Regions from separate parts of the Homo sapiens genome. Here region 1 is linked to region 2. A link is an interaction called in ENCODE POLR2A ChIA-PET data of the cell type or tissue named here. Cell type or tissue: Panc1. All regions are shown on one strand. Links, peaks and the distances in the headings refer to the core of each region. The heading gives the core; the rest is flanking DNA.

Region 1 (10,183 bases), core at 2,489-7,488, 66 kb before region 2:
TTGATATAAGAGCTTCATTTAAGGGAAGGAATTCAAGGCTCTTTCAGCTTGTGATTTCTATTTTGGTGTATTCTGTCCCCACCTAATGATTTATACAATGTGATGATGGTAATTCAGAGCTAGAAAGTAGGTTGTTTCTGGTTTCAGTCCTTCTTTTTATCTGAAATACTGAAAGAGCCGAACTGTATTCTGTACAGGTAGTGGTTACTTTTCTTCTGCTTAGACTTAAAAACACAGCCTGTTTGTTAGCTTTTGTTGGCACCAAATAGTACTTGGACAGTATATATTTCACAGCGACATATTTTTTCTACCTAACATTAAGCACTTGCTTAATTTGAAGAACTGTTCTGTTGAGCCTGCCTAAGACAAAATTTCAGTGTACATAGCACAGTCTGAATTAATAGAACTCAAACTTACTAGGCCATGAAAATGGCTTAATCAACAGTGAACCCTTTAAAGACCTTGTCAGGTAGTGTTCTAATAGTGATTTTAGAAAAAAAAACAATGATTAGTGTTTAAAGATACTCTTTGTTTTAGAGTTTGTTTTCTTTTTTAAAGCCCTCTTGAGTAACTTCTGGGGTTGTGCCTATGTTCTGTTTAGAGGGAAAAAAATTGCATTTCTATACTTTATATTGAACCACAGCCATTCAGTCTAATTACTAATCTCTTCTTGGTAGAAGTCCTTTCAGACTGAATTGTTTATTCTTCCTTATCTCTAACCTGAGGGTATATTGTTGCTGAGTTGTTAGATTTTATTCTTCTTTGTTGTCATTCTGCAGTTTCGATTCCTACCTCCCCCTCCCATTTTGGTGATGGATGGCTGATCTGATGTTTGTGAGGCATTCAGGATTTGATAGCTGTGTTAAGAGAGACTCAGCATTCCTTTCTGGACACCTTCTCTTTTCTCTGTTGAAAGTTCTGAATCGTTTGTGCTGTCAGTAGTTTTTGATAGGTAGAGGGTCAAAGACAACTCTGTTGATTAATTGAATTTCCATGTCAAATAGCTTTTTATTTTGAGGTATAGAGCCTGAGTTTAAATGCAGGTTCTGAAACTAACTACATAGTCCTCTCTCAGTATTCGTGGGGGATTGGTTCCAGGACCATCGGTGGGTACCAAAATCCACACACATTCAAGTTCTTTAAATAACATGGTGTCGTATTTGCATGTAACCTATGCACATCCTCCAACATACTTTAGACCATATCCTCCCTTATACTTTACATCGTCTCCAGATTACTTATAGTATTCAGTGCAATGTAAAGGCCATGTAAATAGTTATTATACTGTATTGTTTATGGAATAAAGACTTAAAAAATTCTATACATGTTTAGTACAGAAGCAACCATCCTTTTTTTGTTCCTCCAAATATTTTCAGTCCGTGGTTGGTTGAAACCACAGATGTGGAACCCAGGGATATGAAGGCCAAGTCTGTGGCTTTATTGAACAGATGTTACTTAACACCTTTGTCTCTTGGTTTGCTCACTTATAAAAGAGGAGGTAATAATAGTGCCTATCCTGTAGGAATATTGTCATATATGTATAATACTTACAGCAGTACCTGGTGTACAGTTAGCACTCAATAAATATTAGTATCGCTGTCATTATAGTTTGGATGAAAAAGCTAATGGGAGTTTTAAGTAGAAAAGGGATGTTACCAGAATTGAGTTTCAGAAACATTGGTTTGATAGCCAAGGGGAAGGTAGATGGGTGCTAGGTTAGCAAAGGTTGAGGCAGGAAGACCTGTGCGTGGATTGAGTTGTGTTTCTGTCAGAAGACACAATTACAACAAATATCGTTTAAAGATTTCAGTTGGCTTTATTTGTGGTTCTAGAATTGGGCAATACCTTATGAAGTAGAATAAATGTAAGCATTCCAATGAGTGCAGTAGAGGAGGTTGGCTTCATAGACAGAAAAAGGGCTGAAGAAAGCAGAAACAAAGAACAAAAAGCACCAGTAGACTTCCCTGATGTAGGGTTGCCAAAGCCTTCAGTTTGCTAGGTGAGAAAAAGTAGTATCTGCAAAGCGCAGCAAAGCAAATGCAATGAAATGAGATATGCTGGTAGCTGACTGTTCAGCTCCGTGTTACTGCTGTCAAGACAGAGATAAGGGTTTATGTTATTAAGATGATTTAGTTTTGAGTTTTGAGGTTAGCTAGCACTGAGGGACCCATCTTACATATTTAAGCAGTCAGAAAGGAGAACATATTTTTGCCAGATAGTAATTAAAATTTCTAATAGAGGCCAGCAACCCTTCCAACAGAGAGAAAGCAGGTGTGAGACCAAGTCACCAAATCCCATTGGTCCTGGTCAGGTGCCTCACTTCTCACCAGAAGAGGTTTTAAGAATCTCTTGCCAGGCACGGTGGCTCACATCTGTAATCCCGGCATTTTGGGAGGCTGAGGCAGGCAGATCCCCTGAGGTCAGGAGTTTGAGAATGGCCTGGCCAACATGGTGAAACCCTCTCTCTATTAAAAATAGAAAAAAATTAGCTGGGTGTGGTAGTGGGCACCTTCAGTCTCAGCTACTCGGGAGGCTGAGGCAGGAGAACTGCTTGAACCTAGGAGACGGAGGTTACAGTGAGCCGAGGTTGGGCCACTGCACTCCAGCCTGGGCAACAGAGCGAGACTCCTTCTAAAAAAATAATAATAAAAAAGTCTTGAGTGGAAAAATACAAAAACTCTTTCGGTTCAACTCTTCCATTTCCTGAGATCTTGTGTTCAGGCCTGCAGGGAAGTCCCAGGCTGTCGTTCAGGGGCTTGGGGAAGCAGACCTCTGCAGTGCTCCCAGTTGTCTGAGGAATGCAGTGTTAACTGTCCAAGTTTTACCAGCCTAGGGCAGTGTCTTCAAGGTGGGCTCCTTCTAAGATGACCTATCGGGTACCTGAGAAATACTAAAACAACTTTTTTTTTTGAGATAGAGTCTCGCTCTGTCACCCAGGCTGGTGTGTGGTGGTGATCTCGGCTCACTGCAACCTCCGCCTCCTGGGTTCAAGCAGTTCTCTTGCCTCAGCCTCCTGAGTAACTGGGATTGCAGGTGTGCATCACCATGTCTGGCTAATTTTTGTAATTTTAGTAGAGACGGGGTTGCACCGTGTTGGTCAGGCTGGTCTCAAACTCCTGACCTCAAGTAATCCGCCCTCTTCAGCCTCCCAAAGTGTTGGGATTACAGGCGTGAGCCACTGTGCCCGGCTAGATTTTTAATTTTAATGGAGCCTGGATGTTTCATGTACAAGTAACGTATTTTGGGATGTGTGCTTCTTGTCTACTCTTGGGGTTATACAATTATAAGAACTCCCCTACAGTGGCCTATGAGGCCTACCCTGACCTTGGACTCGACTCGTCCGTTGCCGGCACCCTCCACCCTCAGTTGTGTTCTAGTCCTGCCGGCTCGCTTGCTCTCTCTTGCTCGTTCTTGTTCTCTCTCTCTCTCTTGCTCTCTCTCTGACTCTGTCTGTCTGTCTCTCTTCTCTCTCCAGCTGGTACCTACCCTCTGCATATGTTTAATCCTTCTTGCTCTACTTTTTTTTCTTAGCACTTACTGCCTTTGAATATTGTGTGAAATTTATAGAATACAAAAAAATCTGTTGGTTATTGTTTGTTTCTCCCTGCAGAATGTAAACCCCTTGAGGTCAGGAGTGTCTTTCTACTTTGTTCATAGATGTATTCTAAGTGCTTGTGCTGTTTTTTTTTTTTTTGAGATGGAGTCTTGCTGCCGCCAGGCTGGAGTGCTGTGGCGCGATCTCGGCTCATTGCAACCTCTGCCTCCTGGGTTCAAGCGATTCTCCTGCCTCAGCCTCCTGAGTAGCTGGCACTACAGGCGTGCACCACCATGCCCAGCTAAATTTTTTTTTTTTTGTATTTTTAGTAGAGGCAGGGTTTCACCATGTTGGCCAGGATGGTCTCGATCTCTTGAAATCATGATTTGCCCGCCTCAGCCGCCCCAAAGCATCTGGCACATATTAGGGCTTGTAAGTTCCATTAATGAGTGAGTAAATTATTCAGGAAGATTTGGGAATACAAAAATGAATCAAACGTGCTCCATGCCCTGAGTTGCTTCATATAGCAGCAAAGACCAATTTATATGAAAATAATTTTAAGTCTGTGAGAAACGCAGCAGTAGAATTATATGGAGGGTAGAGAGGTGACAGTAATAAGGAGGTGATTAATTCTCTGGGGGTGGTGGTAGACACATAAGCATTTAAATAATGTAAATGTTTTGAAAATGTGACAGTTTTTAACCCATTAACTGTTGTGGTAGGCTTACTTTCGCTTGTCCAGAGAAAATGGAAATGAAGATTATTTGAATACAGTGTGCTTGTGACTCTGTAGAAACTTGTCTTTGATAGACATCTATGTAAGCTGAATTAAGCAGAGGGCAAATCTCTGTCATTTGTTCCTCTATGTTTATGTTGTATAATTTGGTGTCATTTCAATCATTTCATGATTCCTGTTTTAGTAAATTTATAGTAGGGTGCCTGTTGGTAGTATATCAATGTTCCTCACCCCCTCCTTTGTTTCTAATACACCCTGGATCCTTTTGGATATTTAATAATTACCTTAAGGATGCTAATTTGGGACAAAATGAGTCATTTAGGGGTGGATTACTTTATTTCATCAAAATCATTGAACAGAGTGCTTGGACAATAATGTTTTGACATTGCCCAGCTGCTGTGTGGCTCCACTGTGCTCTCCCTAGTGGTGACTGATGAAGGGGAGAGAGGAGGCAGGAAAGGGGCTTGCTCCTGAGACAGGCACTACCTTTTGTGATGGATGCTCTGCTTGCAGAACCCAGCTGAGCATCTGTCCGGACACACTCCTTCCCAGTTCACATAAATAATGTAGCAGTGATAGTAACAAGGATGAAAAGCAAAATGCTGATTTTGCTGCCCCCTGCCTGTTTCTTTTTTTTAGTGGGGTGATGTACTTCACAGACAAATAATGAATTACCACCCTCACTGTTGGGGTGATTTAGGCCCTCCTTTAATTGTTTTAATCAGGTTTTTACAATAAGTCGATGACAGAGTCCAAGATGACACGGTTAATGGTGTCTGGCATTCACTGAGCATTTCCTGTGTGCTGTGCACTCCATCCAAGGCCTTGCTTGAATTATTTCATTTCATCTCCATGATAACCTTGTGCAGTGGGTACTGTTATTAACCACATTGTATAGATGGGCATATGGAGACTTTCCCAAGGTTATGCAGTTAGAAAATCTTAGATTAGGAGAACCCTGGCCATCTGACTCCAGAGCTAGAGACCTTTACCACTAGGCTAAATTTGCTGAAGACTGGGAAGCTCAGTCAGAACTAAGGATGAAATGTTGCTGCCTGCTCTTAGAGTACCAGATGAAGAGAGTCACCTACCATTTAAAATCACCCAGCAAAATAGGTAGGACTAAACTTCACTATTGATGAAATTAAACCACAGCTTTATTCTCAGAACTAAACAAAAAAATTCAGCTGTTCAGTGCATTGAGGTTGGTGATCCATTGGCTTGCACCATTTCTCTTTTCTCATGAAATAGAAGGCATTTCTGCCTTTGCTGTGTAATTTGCTTGATTTTCTTCATTTTGCCGCTCTTTGGTGTAGAAACGGGCACCCTGCTTCAGCTGGTGGGGACTAAAAACTAATAGGAGGAAAGGCAAAATTCTTATCTGACCCTGTTTTTTAAAGAAATCTTGTCAAGTTCTAGAAATCTAACGGCTTTAGAATTTATGATTTTAGGAACTTATATGAAAGTCCTAATGTTTTCTAAGGTAAATTGACTGCTTACTTTCTTTCATACATTGTGCTTGCTCTTGTTCTTACTCTCACATTCTGCTTTAGTAAAGAAATGGAGGACATAACAGGGATACTATTGGTAAAACAGATGTTTCTGACTTGAAATTGCATGCACTTATGGTCTTGTGTGTTAACCACTCTTAACAACTGTGTTTACTATTGAAACTGGAAATACAGACTTTGATTATAGTTTTTCCAGCTTGCCTGGTACTATTCTCCTGTAACTGGATTATTTTTAGTTGAAATTTTTGCTCCAAGCCCTTTCCCCCTACTTAGTTGACTCTTCAATCACCACTTGGAGTGCACATGTCAGCATTCCCATGGACATTAAATACACACAGTATAGACAGCACAATGGCATCTTCTATGTGAATTATTGGACTCTTTTGATCACTTTTAATGCTGAAAATGGGATCTATCCTGGTTACCTTCCAGTCCTCTGATGAAATTTAGGGAATGTATGTCTATCTCCTTTCGAAGTTTATCCTGATAGCTATTGGTGGTCATTGTAAAATTATCTGTCTGAAACTTAACAGATTGCAAATGAAATAGGAATCTTAGTATTTATTTTGCTACTGCCTAATGATGCCTCTGTTTGAGTCATTGAATACTTTCAAAGCATAACCTTTAAGGTATGTTTCTACATCTTAATTTGCCACTTGGTGCATTTAGTTCTAACAAACCAGAACTAAAGCAAATTTTGTTTCATGAGAAACTGCTTGCCAAGCTTTAATTTAGGTCTTCTTAGAGGATTATTAATGAACTCGTGAAGTGTACATAAGCACTTTTTATTGACAAAACAATGGCATTAAAATTCAGTATTCTCAATCGATGACAAGGCGTTATTGTGTTTGAGAAATACTGAAAACTACCACTGTTGACCTAATGATTAACTTGCAATTTAGAACATGCTTGATTTTCCTTTCCCTTATCCATCTTATTCTTACTCTCTTTTTCAAAAACCATTAGCTGACTATGGAACATAATTGTGAATAAACAAATGGGTAAAATGCTAAAAATGATTTTAAAAATTCATTAAGTTTTTTGAAGCTGGATGATCTATTTGTACTTTCACCTACTGCTTCTTTTAAAAGCTGTTACTTTAGTTAGTGATGTATTTCTCATTTATACATACTAAAATTATAGTGATTGAGTTGTTATATCATTTATTTTTTAAAATTGTGATTGTGTCTTTTTCCTTTCTTTTTGGTATAAGATTATTATTATCGAGGGGCCAAATTTCAGGAGTCTTACTAGCAGGTTGCAAAATGTAGTACAGCCTGCCCTCTGAAGAAAAATAAATTTCAGTCCGATGCCTACGTCTTAAAAAGATTGATTGCTTCTTTGGCTAGGTTTTTTTTTATTCCTTTTCTTTTTTTCCATTCTGAAATTTTATTACTTTCTTCACCAGGTGATCAAAGCACATGGGTTAGTGAATTTTTTTTAAAAAAAGGTAGCAAAGATCTTCTGGGAACATTTGTGTTAATTTTTAATTTCATATGATTTTTTTTTCTAGGTAATATATGTGCACGTACTTAATCAAGTGGTGGTGTACTGTTTATTTTTTTTTGTTTGTTTATTTTAGTAGTTCCTCCCATCCTTGAGTTTCACTTCTCAGAGGCAAACTGTTTGAACTTTTAAAACCATTTATTTTGTCACTTATCTCAATATTGCTAAAGGACATGCTTATGTTTTATGTTTTATTTTTATTTTTTGAGACAGAGTCTTGCTCTGTTGCCCAGGCTGGAGTGCAGTGGTGCAGTCTTGGGTCACTGCAGCCTTGACCTCCCAGGCTCAAGTGATCCTTCAGGCTCTCAAATAGCTGGGACCACAGGTGTGTGCCCTAACACTTGGCTAATTTTTTAATTTTTTTTTTTTTTTTTTTGTAGAGATGAGATCTTGCAGTGTTGCCTAGGCCGGACTTGAACTCCTGAGCTCAAGTGATCCTGCCACCTTGGCCTCTCAAAGTGTTAGAATTATAGGCATGAGCCACCATGCCTGGCTTCTTTATCTTTTCTTTTTGTCTTTTTTTTTTCCCTCGAGATGGGGCCTTACTTTGTTGCCCAGGAAGGAGTGCAGTGGCTTGATCACTGTTCACTGCAGCTTCGCCCTCCATGGCTGAAGGGATCCTCCCGCCTCAGTCTCCCAAGTAGCTGAGACCACAGGTGTGAGCCACTGTGCCTGACCTGTTTTTATTTTCTATTTTAGACATCACTTGCTGAGTTTACCCAATGAGTAATTTAAATTTAGCCATTTAAATCTCTTCCCCGCCCGTCCCGCCCCAGACAGGGTCTTGCTCTGTCATCCAGGCTGGAATCCAGTGGCATGATCATGGCTCACTGCAACTTCTACTTTCTGGGCTCAACAATCCTCCTGCCTTAGTCTCCTGAGTAGCTGGGATTATAGGCACGCACCACTACACCTGGCTAATTTTTGTATTTTTTGTAGAGACAAGGTTTTGTCATGTTTTCCAGACTGGTCCTGAACTCTTGAGCTCAAGCAATCTGCCTGCTGTGGCCTCCCAAAGTGCTAGGATTACAGATGTGAGCCTCCTTGCCAGCCCGTCACCTTTTATATATCTTCTACTTTCTCCTCTTCCTCTTCCTTCTCATTGTGGTAATATCACCATTTGTGGTTAAATCAGTATTGAATGTTTATATTATTATTATTATTAAGACGGAGTTTCGCTCTTGTTGCCCAGGCTGGAATGCAATGGTGCAATCTCGGCTTACCAAAACCTCCGCCTCCTGGGTTCAAGCGATTCTCCTGCCTCAGCCTCCCCAGTAGCACGGATTACAGGCGCCTGCCACCACGCCTGGCTAATTTTGTGTTTTTAGTAGAGACGGGGTTTCACCATGTTGGTCAGGCTGGTCTCGAACTCCTGACCTCAGGTGATCTGCCCGCCTCGGCCTCCCAAAGTGCTGGGATTACAGGTGTGAGCCACCGCACCCAGCCGAATGTTTATATTATTATAGGCATGTATATATTGTTATAGCTTAAAACAAATATTGTGGGCTGGGCGTGGTGGCTCACGACTGTAATCCCGGCACTTTGGGAGGCCAGGACGGGCAGATCATAAGGTCAAGAGATTGAGAGCATCCTGGCGAACATGGTGAAACCCCATCCCTACTAAAAATACAAAAATTAGCCAGGCGTGGTAGCGCACGCCTGTAGTCCCAGCTATTCGGGAGGCTGAGGCAGGAGAATCACTTGAACCCAGGAGGCGGAGGTTGCAGTGAGCCAGGATCGCTCCACTGCATTCCGGCTTGGCGACAGAGTGAGACTCCGTCTTAAAAAAAAAAATTGTGGTATGATTGAATTACATTTCTTGTACAACTTCTTTCCTGGAATTAATAATTGTCTCTCTTTTGATTCTTTGTTTTGTTTTGTATGCCCCGTCTCTAAATCACCCTTAAATTTTCCAACAGAACTATTGGAAAATCAGTGTAATGGAAAATATTAATCTATAGATCAGCCTTGGTGCTATCCTCCTGGAACCCATTGCCTCATTTTGGTGTCTAGATCTGCCACTGAGTTGTTGGAAGAAGACTTCCCTTTCATATGACTCTCAGATCATTTTTCATGGCTTCTTGGTTGGGGTTCCCTCTGTTGTTTGTGAAGTATTTTCCTGAGAAGGGTACATGGGAAGTAAATGTTTTGAGGCTGTGTGTGTCTGAAAATGTCTTTATTTTATGCTCATCCTTGATTATCTCACAGTTTGGCCGGGTATAGAACTGTAGGTTGGAGACTATTTTCCTCAAAAATTTGAAGGCGTTACTCTATTGTCTTCCAATTTTCAGGAAAGACGCCAGAGCATAATACAGAATACACTCAACTGAAAGCCAGTATGGGCCTTTTAGGATGAGTTGTTACTTGAATGATGCCCCTTGGAAAGATAAAGTTATTAGAGTGATGTCTTCTGAACCATAAGGGAAAAGATAAAGTTGAGAGAATTTCATTTTACTCCCATCTGTTAAATGGCAGTAGTTCAATCCTCTCTAGAGATATTGTAGAAATAAATATTTAAAAATTTAAAGATAGCTATAACTATCAAATAGAAAATTACTTCTTGGGGTGAATGGCAAACTTTGTGGTATTAGCCATTTATGTTTGTATTTTAAAGCACTTTATCATGATAGGATTTTTCCAATCACTACCCTTTAAAAGCCAAATGAATTTTAAATTCATGTGCTATGTGTATTTTAATATTAATATTTGGATATTTTTGGCTTAAAGTTTTCATAATATAACGTTTAATTCCATTTAAAATGGAGTCCACCATGAAAAAGCCTCATTTTGATTGCCTGTGTAAGCTAAGTATAAAGAATGGAATCAGAAAATTGTAATTTTTGAAATAAAATACCTTTAATGTTAGGTATGTTAAGACTGTTTAGCACTGTAGTT
Region 2 (10,183 bases), core at 2,035-7,034:
TTTGGGGAGTACTTTATTAGGGATACCATTTATAGTAGAAATCTGGAAGACTGTAAAAACCACTTAATATTCCCGAAAGATGGAAGCTTGTTTCTGGAAGCTGTTATGTTTTGTTAAGGCAGAGACAATACATTTTCTTTTCTTTATTGAGATGGAGTCTTTTGCCCAGACTGGAGTGCAGTGGTGTGATCTCGGCTCACTGTAACCTCTGCCTCCTAGGTTCAAGCGATTCTCCTGCCTCAGCCTCCCAAGTAGCTGGGACTATAGGCGTGTGCCACTGTGCCCAGCTACTTTTTGTGTGTTTAGTAGAGACAGAGTTTCACCACGTTGGCCAGGCTGGTCTCGAACTTCTGACCTCACGTGATCCCCCTGCCTTGGCCTCCCAAAGTGCTGTGATTACAGGTGTGAGCCACCACGCCTGGCCAGTAATACATCTTTAGAGAGATCATTTTCCTTGGAACATAACTGAAAATGGTAGGATGAAAAGATGTGTAAAATGTAACTGAAGGTGGAAAAATCTTGCTCTGAAGCTCTCACTTTCGTTTGAGTTAAATATTATTTTTATTCTTGAAGGAAGTTCTGGGAGTTTGTAGAAGTAGCCAGAAAATATCTTTAGAATATAGTGCTCTATGCGATATCCTGAGACTTTTTTTTCTTTTCTTCTTCTTTTTTTTTTTTTTTTGAGACGGAGTCTCTCGCTCTGTCGCCCAGGCTGAAGTGCAGTGGCACAATCTCGGCTCACTACAAGCTCCGTCTCCTGGGTTCACGCCATTCTCCTGCCTCAGACTCCTGAGTAGCCGGGACTACAGGCGCCCGCCACCACACCCAGCTAATTTTTGTTGTATTTTTTAGTAGAGACAGGGTTTTACCACATTAGCAAGGATGATCTTGATCTCCTGACCCCGTGATCCATCTTCCTCGGCCTCCCAAAGCGCTGGGATTACAGGCGTGAGCCACCGCGCCCGGCCTATCCTGAGACATTTTTGACAGTGCTGCAAACTATTACTATTTTTTCAGGTAGAAATATTTTATTTTATGTTGGAGATGGGATCTCGCTTTGTTGCCAGGGTTGGTCTTGAACTCCTGGCTTCAAGTGGTCCTTCTGGCTTGGCCTCTCAAAATGCTGGGATTACAAGGCATGAGCCGCAGTGCCTGGCCTGGAAATAATTTTTACTACAGATTCTTTCCTCTTTAAATTAATATTATGAGTTATGAAGCTCCTTTTGTATAATAATACCCATTATATGTTGTCTACCAGGGTATTGGTTTGCTTTTTCTTTAAAAAGGAGAAAACATGTAAGGTGGAGGAAGTGTAGTTTACTCTTAGGCATTCAGACAGTTTTTATTATTGGTGTCATAAAAAACCCCAAACCATTTGCTGAGACCAAAAACTGTAGTTTTTAAATTTTAACACTTAATTTTTCTCCTGTGGCTTGTGCGAAGTTTTTAGGTGTAAAGCATGAATAAGTAAGAGATTCATTTAACAAAACATTATTTTAGGAAACAAATATGAAAAAGCGTTAAAACCATTCTTTTTTCTCTCCTAGCATTTTTGAAACGTTGGGGTTGTTGGAGTGGTTGGATTTTCCCTGGAATTGAGTGAGAAATTCAGAAGACTGAAGCCCAGGCTTACTGTCTACCTTTCACGGAGGCCTAGCCGTGAGAGGACAGAAGAAGGCACGTGGCGAATCATGACAGCGGACAAAGACAAAGACAAAGACAAAGAGAAGGACCGGGACCGAGACCGGGACCGAGAGAGAGAGAAAAGAGACAAAGCAAGAGAGAGTGAGAATTCAAGGCCACGCCGGAGCTGTACCTTGGAAGGAGGAGCCAAAAATTATGCTGAGAGTGATCACAGTGAAGACGAGGACAATGACAACAATAGTGCCACCGCAGAGGAGTCCACGAAGAAGAATAAGAAGAAACCACCGAAAAAAAAGTCTCGTTATGAAAGGACAGATACCGGTGAGATAACATCCTACATCACTGAAGATGATGTGGTCTACAGACCAGGAGGTAAGGAGCCTTACGTTTGGGTCTTGCCAATGTTTACAGTGGGGGAATGATCTTGGCATTATGGTGAAATAAATACGCTTTGTACACTTTAAGGAAGGCTTGGAATCTAGAAGAGTAGGAAACTTAATTTGGTAAACATGTGACCCACTTTTGGTCAGTTAGGTTCACCCACTTCTTGCTTGTGTCTGCCTTAATTTGCTCTTGTGTCCTGGTTTATGCATTCATGAGTTCTTTTCTTATTTTCCTGTGCTGCTTGTTCTCTAACTGGACCATCTGCTTAGTATTTTTTTGTCTTTTGAATTCATGCTTGCTTTTTAATCTTCAATCATAAATGAGACTGTGGTGACCCTGCAGAATTGACTGCTTGGTGGAGACAAGTAAACCTTAAGATTCTTGGAAACAGGAAATTTTACCTTGGGACAGGATCGACCAGACTCTAGAGAGGTACTTTTTAAAAATGGCCTTTAGGCCAGGCATGGTGGCTCACGCCTGCAATTCTAGCACTTTGGGAGGCTGAGGCGGGTGGTGACCTGAGGTCAGGAGTTCGAGACCAGCCTGACCAACATGATGAAACCCTGTCTCTACTAAAAATACAAAAATTAGCTGGGCTCGGTGGTGTGCACCTCTAATCCCAGCTACTTGGGAGGCTGAGACGGGAGAATTGCTTGAACCCAGGAGGTGGAGGTTGCAGTCAGCCGAGATCACACCACTGCACTCCAGCCTGGGCAACAGAGCGAGTCTCCGTCTCAGAAAAAAAAAAAAGCCCTGAAGATCAGAGATGTATTGCTCCTGCTAACTTCCTTTTCCAAAAATTTGAGCTTCAGGCTCTCTAATCAACAATAATAGAAGTAGTCATCTAACCTGCTTGGTTTTCCAGAAAATGTATTATGGTCACACCAGTATATTGTGGCTTATAGCATTGCTCAAAAAAAGACAGACTCAACTTTTAGATGAGATCAGGGAAACAAGTGAGTCAAAACCTGTTGAACACTAGCAAAGCCTTTCCTTTTCATTTGATGTATTGTGTGTATTAAGACACCTTTTTTAGGCTGGGCACAGTGTAATCCCAGCACTTTGGGAGGCGGAGACAGAAGGATTGCTTGAGCTCAGGAGTTCAAGACCAGCCTGGGCAACGTAGTGAGACCCCCATCTTTACAAAAAATTTTTACAAATTAGCTGGGCCTGGTGGCACACACCTGTAGTCCCAGCTATTCAGGAGGCTGAGGCAGGAGCATCACTTGAGTCTGGGAGGTCGAGGCTGTAGTGAAGCATGATTGCACCACTGCTTTCTAGCCTGGGCAACAGAGCAAGACCCTGTCTCAAAAAAAAAAACAAAAAAAAACAAAACAAGATCCTTTCTTACAGAAGCCAGTAAAACCTAGGTGAAATCATTTTGTTTGAGTTACTTTTACTGTTGAAGAGTGACATGAATTTTGTATGAGATGTAATTAGCAGATTAAAGCTGCCCATTTTTATGTTTTTCTGAGAAGGAGATTAAAATACTTCACTGTGTTATGTCCATAATCTGGAACAATCATTTTACTGAGGAATGCTGTTACTGTTATGAACTTCACGTCAAGTTCCAGATTTTCATTCTCCCACACAGGAGTTTTTTAAATTTCAAAAGATGTCAGTGGGGCTGGGCACGGTGGCTCATGACTGTAATCCCAGCACTTTGAGAGGCTGAGGCGGCGGGAGGATTGCTTGAGTAGTGTGGAGACCAGCCTGGGCAACATAGTGAGACCGTATCTCTGCAAAACAGTAAAAAATTAGCTGGGAGTGTGATGAGACTGCAGTCCCAGCTACTCAGGAGGCTGAGGTAGAAGAATCCCTTGAGCTCAGGAGGGCAAGGCTGCAGTAAGCCCCGTTCACATCATAGCACTGCAGCCTGTGCAGCAGAGCAAAACCCTGTCTCCACCCCTCCCCCCCGCAAAAAAAAAAAAAGTCAGTGCTAGAACTTAATACAGACAAATTTGCATTCACAGCTACAATTTCTTGGTTGGAGATTAACTGAGAAGGTATTTGTGTGATATAAATTGATCAGAGTGGAGGTTTTAGAGCAGTTAGAAATCTGCTGTAACGATTAAATGATGTGTGTAGGTTACAGTACTGTCTGTATTTATCTTTGATGTAGACTCAGCTATTGGGCAGTAAGAATTTCTTAGTGACTGAAGAATCTCTCAGAGTTACCACAGATTGCTTGTTTAGGGCGTACGCACATCTAAATCATGGGAAAGGAACAAAACATGTTAACCCTTTTTTTTTTTTTTTTTTTTTTGAGGTGGAGTCTCGCTCTGTTGCTTAGGCTGGAGTGCAGTGGCGCGATCTTGGCTCACTGCAAGCTCCGCCTCCCGGGTTCACGCCATTCTCCTGCCTCAGCCTCCCCAGTAGCTGGGACTACAGGCGCCCACCACTGCGCCCAGCTAATATTTTGTATTTTTAGTAGAGACGGGGTTTCACCGTGGTCTCGATCTCCTGACCTCGTGATCTACCCGCCTCGGCCTCCCAAAGTGCTGGGATTACAGGCGTGAGCCATCGCGCCTGGCCAACTCTTTTAGATATAGATTACATTATGATAACTTCAGTATAAGGAAAGATTTACTTTTTTATTATCCTTTCTCTTGATAACAATTTAATGTGGTAATACAGTTTGGATCACTGTCAAAAGGCAAGCTGCCTTGTGCAGTATTGAATGCTAACCTTTCTCAGCATTTATAATATGGAACGTTATTCTGGTGTCAGTGGGGACATTTCACCAAAAATAGTAGTCAAATATGTGTGGAAAATGCTGCCTGTACAGTCTCCCTCATGAGAGAGTCAGAATTAGTGACTCCAAGAAGCCCGACAGTTAAGGAAACCTCTTTAACATGAAAAACACCGGCTATTTTTCCCATTTATGGGACTGTGGCACCCTGTTTCTGCTGAGTATCTCCCTAAAAATAGAAATAAACCAACAAACCACAAACAGTCTTGGATCTGGGCACAGTGGCGTGTGCTTTTAGTCTCGGCTACTTGTGAGACTGAAGTGGGAGGATCTCTTGAGCACAGGAGGTCAAGGTTGCAGTGCTCTATGATTGTAGTGAAATTTTTACAAATTAGCTGGGCGTGGTGAACTATGATTATAGGAAGTCCTCCTGATAATGATTTGGCTGTGTGTCCTCACCCAAATGTCACCTTGAATTGTAATAATCCCCACGTGTCAAGGTCGGGACTAGGTGGAGATAAATGAATCATGGGGGCAGTTTCCGCCATCATGTTCTTATGATAGTGAGTGAGTTCTCACAGGATATGATGGTTTTATAAGGGGCCTTTCCACCTTTGCTCAGCCCTTCTCTCTCTTACTGTCATATGAGAAGGATGTGTTTGTTTCTCTTTCCACCATAATTGTAAGCTTCCTAAGGCCTCCCCAGCCCTGTGGAATTGTGGATCAATTAAACCTCTGTCCTTTATAAATAACCCAGTCTGAGGCAGTTCTTTATAGCAGCGTGAGAATGGACTAATACACCTCCCTTCTTGAGTCTGGAAGAATATGTGAAGGGAGATTGCTAAGGACTTATTTACAGAATGGTTCTTAAAGTGCTTGGGCAAGAACTATGTATTTGTGGAGGCTGGTAGTGTTTCAGTGAATCTGAAAACCTTTGTGACATGTGAGAAAGGTATGCTGTCTCTGAAAGCTAAGTGTATTATGAAGGATCTATAAAGGCCACACATGGTTTGGAAGATTTCCGTGGCACCCAGAGCAAGACAGCTCCATGTGAGGCACCCTTTTGCTTGAGTGGGGGCTGTGCCTTTGCATCCTGCCAGGTCCAGTGGATGTCTATTTGGTAAGGAGACTGTCTTTGACCTTCTCAGTGGTTTCCTTTCGTTTTGGTGATGGATTTGAAGCTGAGTTAGCTGCCTTCTCCAAACAGCTTTTTCTCTAAATGAGTATTTGTTAAATATTGTCTGTTCTTTAGGGTTACTTAAACTGAAGAATCAGAAGTAGGGTGCTGGGCTGGGCAAGGTGGCTCACACCTGTAATCCCAGCACTTTGAGAGTCTCAGGTGGGAGGATCACTTGAGGCCAGGAGTTTAAGGCTGCAGTGAACTACATGCCATTATATTACAGCCTGGGTGACAGAGCAAGACTGTCTCTTAAAAAACAAAAAACAAAACCAAAAAAACCAGCAGAGTACTGTGATTAGATTCCCAGATGGGGGTTGAGTTTTTTCTTTCCTTTGTTTTGTTTCCTGATTTTTTTTTTTTTTCTTTTGAGACAGGGTATTGCTCTGTCATCCAGGCTGTCAGTGGTATGATCACAGCTCACTGCAGCCTTGACCTCCCAGGCTCAAGTCATCCTCCTGCCTTGGCTTCCCAAAGTGCTGGGATTATAGGCCTAAGCCACTGCACCTGGTCTTTTACTTTCTTGATATAAACTACTACAATAACATCCTTTGTTAGTGATGAAAAACCATTATCCTCACCCACTTGCAGAGATCCTGTGTGCTTAGTTGTATCTTAAAAGCTTAGGATCTGTGGAGAATGTTGTAAAGGATATCTTCAATGGATTACTAGCTTAAAAAAAAACAGAGAGTCTCACTCTGTCGCTCAGACTGGAGGGTAGTGGCGTGATCATAGTTAACCACATCCTCGAACTCCTGGGCTCAATTGCTTCTCCTGCCTCAGCCTCTTGAGTAGCTAGGACTACAGGTGTGCTTACACCTGGCCTATTAACAATTTTTTTGTAGAGATGGGGTCTTGCTATGTTATTCAGGCTGGTCTTGAACTCCTGGCCTCAAGTGATCCTCCTGCCTCCATCTCCCAAAGTCTTGGGGTTATAGGTATGAGCCACTGCATCTGGCCAAATTACTAGTTTTTAAATGGTAGATTTTTTTTTTTGAGACGTAGTCTCAGCCTGTTGCCCAGGCTTGATGCAGTTGTGAGATCTCAACTCACTGCAACCTCTGCCTCCTGGGTTCAAGCAATTCTCCTGCCTCAGCCTCCTGAGTAGCTGGGATTACAGGCACGTGGCACTACACCCAGCTAATTTATTTTTATTTATTTATTTATTTAATTTAATTTAATTTTTATTTTTTTTTGAGATGGAGTCTCACTCTGTCGCCAGGCTGGAGGGCAGTGGTGCGATCTCGGCTCACTGCAACCTCCGCCTCCTGGGTTCAAGCGATTCTCCTGCCTCAGCCTCATAAGTAGCTGGGATTACAGGCGCGTGCCACCATGCCCAGCTAATTTTTGTGTTTTTAGTAGAGACGGGGTTTCACCATGTTGGCTAGGATGGTCTCGATCTCCTGACTTTGTGATCTGCCCGCCCCGGCCTCCTAAAGTGCTGGGATTACAGGCGTGAGCCACTGCTCCTGGCCTAATTTTTGTATTTTTTGTAGAGACAGGGTTTTACCACATTGGCTAGGCTGGTCTCGAACTCCTGACCTCAGGTGATCCACCCACCTTGGCCTCCCAAAGTGCTGGGATTACAGACGTGAACCACCGCTTCCAAGTGAATAGATCTTTAATACTCATTTATTTCTATGGGATATAAAGCACAAATTAAGATTTTTCAAATATTTATTGCTTTCTACATCTCTGAATTGGTTTTACTACTCAGAATAAGTATAAATTATAGGGACCTCTCGAAATGTCACTGAGAATGAGCATAGCAGGGATACTTTGAGGATAAAGGTAGGCTTTCATATAATCATACTTTTCTGTCCCAAGCTATATTTAAATTGTTTAGTGTTTAGAAGCATGTGATCTTATGGAGAAATTAAATATTATTTAGAATTTATCACTACGGTTTAATCTCATGCGTTGTCACAACCAGGTCTTTTTCACCTTTGCTGCTAAACTCTGGGATTACCTTAATTTTGTCCTTAGGAGCTCAGCATAATAGATTTTGTTACTTACACTGCCCATGTTCCCGCCTGCCTCGGGGCCTTTGCACTTGCTCTTCTCGTCTCGGTAACACACTTAATTCTTATCTTTTCTTAAGCTCTGCCACCCCAGTGTCACTGCCTTTCTCCCAGGTTAGTCAAATACATTTCCTTAATAAATACTGTTATAGCCTTTTTTGTATCTTTTCTTCTAGCACTTAGAACAGTAATAATTTTATTAGGATTAATAAGTCTCCCTTCTCCAAAAAAACAGCAATTCTTATTTTCCCCCACTCATCATTGAATTCCTGCCATCTACTGACAATAGTGTACACATAGTGTGTATTCCATAATATATATACATTTTTTTTTTTTTTTTTGAGACGGAGTCTTGCCCTGTCATGCAGGCTGGAGTGCAGTGGTGCAATCTCAGCTCACTGCAACCTCCGCCTCCTGGGTTCAAGTGATTCTCCTGCCTCATCTTCGAGAGTAGCTGGGATTACAGGCGTGTGACACCACGCCCGGCTAATTTTTGTGTTTTTAGTAGAGTCAGGGTTTCACCATGTTGGCCAGGCTGGTCTCGAACTCCTGACCTCAAGTGATCTGCCCACCTCGGCCTCCCAAACTGCTGGGATTACAGGTGAGAGCCACCGCGCCCAGCCTGTATTCCATAATATTTGTTGAATAAAGAAATTTCTAGAAACATTAAAAAAAATTATTGACTCATTGATGATGTTAAAATTAGAATAAGACTTCTGGAAGTCTGTTTTGTATTACTTCCCAATGAATGATTTAACAGACTTGTTTAAAAATAAAACCAAAACAAAAACCTTGTGGGGCTCTATTGTATATTGTCCTTGAGTCAGATCTAACTTCTTTGTTGTCTGTCAGCCATTACTCCTGTTTTGAGATGACTGTCACGGTAACAAATTGATTTATTACACAGCTGTGTGCAGCCAGATTTTCCTTCTGGGCTTCTTTAGCATAGGATATTGATTTCTGGAGTTTGCTGTAGGTGGCATATTAATTTCTTTCTACTGTTTTCAGTTAGGTTCTAGGAAATTTGATTCCTTTATTTCTGGTGTAGGTAGAACTGGTTAAAAAACTAACTTCATATTATTGTGAGATTTTTTTTTTTATTTTGGCATATTGGTATTGCTTGCTATTTGGATAATGAAATGTATTTTTTTTTTCAAAAGTATGTATTAATTTTTTAACATTTTGTCATATTAACTGATAATTTTGTTTGATTGTCCTATTTACCCTATAGTCCTAGAATATGTGTTCCTTCTACTTTCATGAACATAGTGCAAAACATGTATTTATGTATATAAGTTTGTGGTTTGTGAAATCTTAGGTGATGCAAAATATTTGACCATTTTATTTGACAATTTTGAGGAAAAATGCCCTGGAAACTAGAATTGTTTACTTTGATCACTTAAGTGTTATTTTCTTTTGATGCAAATGGAATTTAAGCTGGAAAAAATTCAAACTAGGCAAAATGAAACCTGAGGATCTAGTTTGAATAAAAATGGAATATACGTTATTTCTAAAACCTATTTAAAGTAAATGACTATAGGTCAGGTGCAGTGGCTCACGTCTGTAATTCCAGAACTTTGGGAGGTGGAGGTAGGTAGGTAGATTGAGCCCAGGAGTTCAAGACCAGCTTGGGCAACATGGCGAAACCTTGTCTCTACTCAAAATACAAAAGTTAGCCGGGCTTGGTGGTGTGCTCCTGTAGTCCCAGCTACTTGGGAGGCTGAGGTGGGAGGATCCCTTAAGCATGGAAGGTTGAGGCTGCAGTGAGCAGTGATTGCACCACTGCACTGCAGCCTGGGTTACAGAGTGAGACCCCATCGCAAAAACAGGTAAATGATTTCAACATGAAACATGATGTTGAGTGGACACAGAAGAGCATAATACTGTATAATTCCTTTTATAGAAAATTTTAAAACAGCCACAACTAATCTTTGGTGTTTGAAGTCAGGAGAGAGATTGCCCTATGGGTACAGGGAACAGAACATTAAGGGGACCCCCAGGTTCTGGCCATGTTACGTTTTATGGTACTGGTTACATGGACTTGTTCTGTGAAAATTTACTGCATTTTGCACTTCTCTGTATATGTATTACACTTCAGTAAAAGTTTGCCTTAAAAGAAAAAGTAAAGATAACATGCAACTATTTTCTAAATGGAAAATTTCCATTCAATCAAGTTACTGTTTAAAGTGGGGAGGGAGTCCCCGATATTTTAACAAATGGTCCTAACATTTAGCTACTGCGTCTTCACTGAGGTCTGTGGAGGCT

Evidence for each region. ChIA-PET counts read pairs that join two places held together with the same protein. Peaks named below come from ENCODE experiments on the same cell type or tissue, not always from the same donor. Only the 100,000 strongest peaks of a DNase experiment are listed, where the experiment ranks them.
Region 1: POLR2A ChIA-PET joins it to region 2 with 15 read pairs; 14 of 35 experiments call an interaction of 5 or more read pairs at or near these places.

Annotation. Positions count from the first base shown.
Region 1 is chr1:8,713,781-8,723,963 of GRCh38, reverse strand. The region is part of intron 1 of RERE (arginine-glutamic acid dipeptide repeats); the gene reads left to right. Among named protein-coding and RNA genes, the nearest start is that of RERE, 99 kb to the left of the region's middle. RefSeq lists a silencer at 2,625-2,865. In Panc1, for the core only: CTCF peaks have their summits at 4,653 and 4,853; no DNase peak of the experiment used is centred there; H3K27ac peaks cover 1,678 bases.
Region 2 is chr1:8,647,806-8,657,988 of GRCh38, reverse strand. RERE (arginine-glutamic acid dipeptide repeats) reads left to right here. Exons shown (of 23, transcript NM_001042681.2): 2 at 1,548-2,016. The coding sequence starts at 1,692. Among named protein-coding and RNA genes, the nearest start is that of SNORD128, 160 kb to the right of the region's middle. RefSeq lists an enhancer at 5,867-5,946. In Panc1, for the core only: no CTCF peak of the experiment used is centred there; no DNase peak of the experiment used is centred there.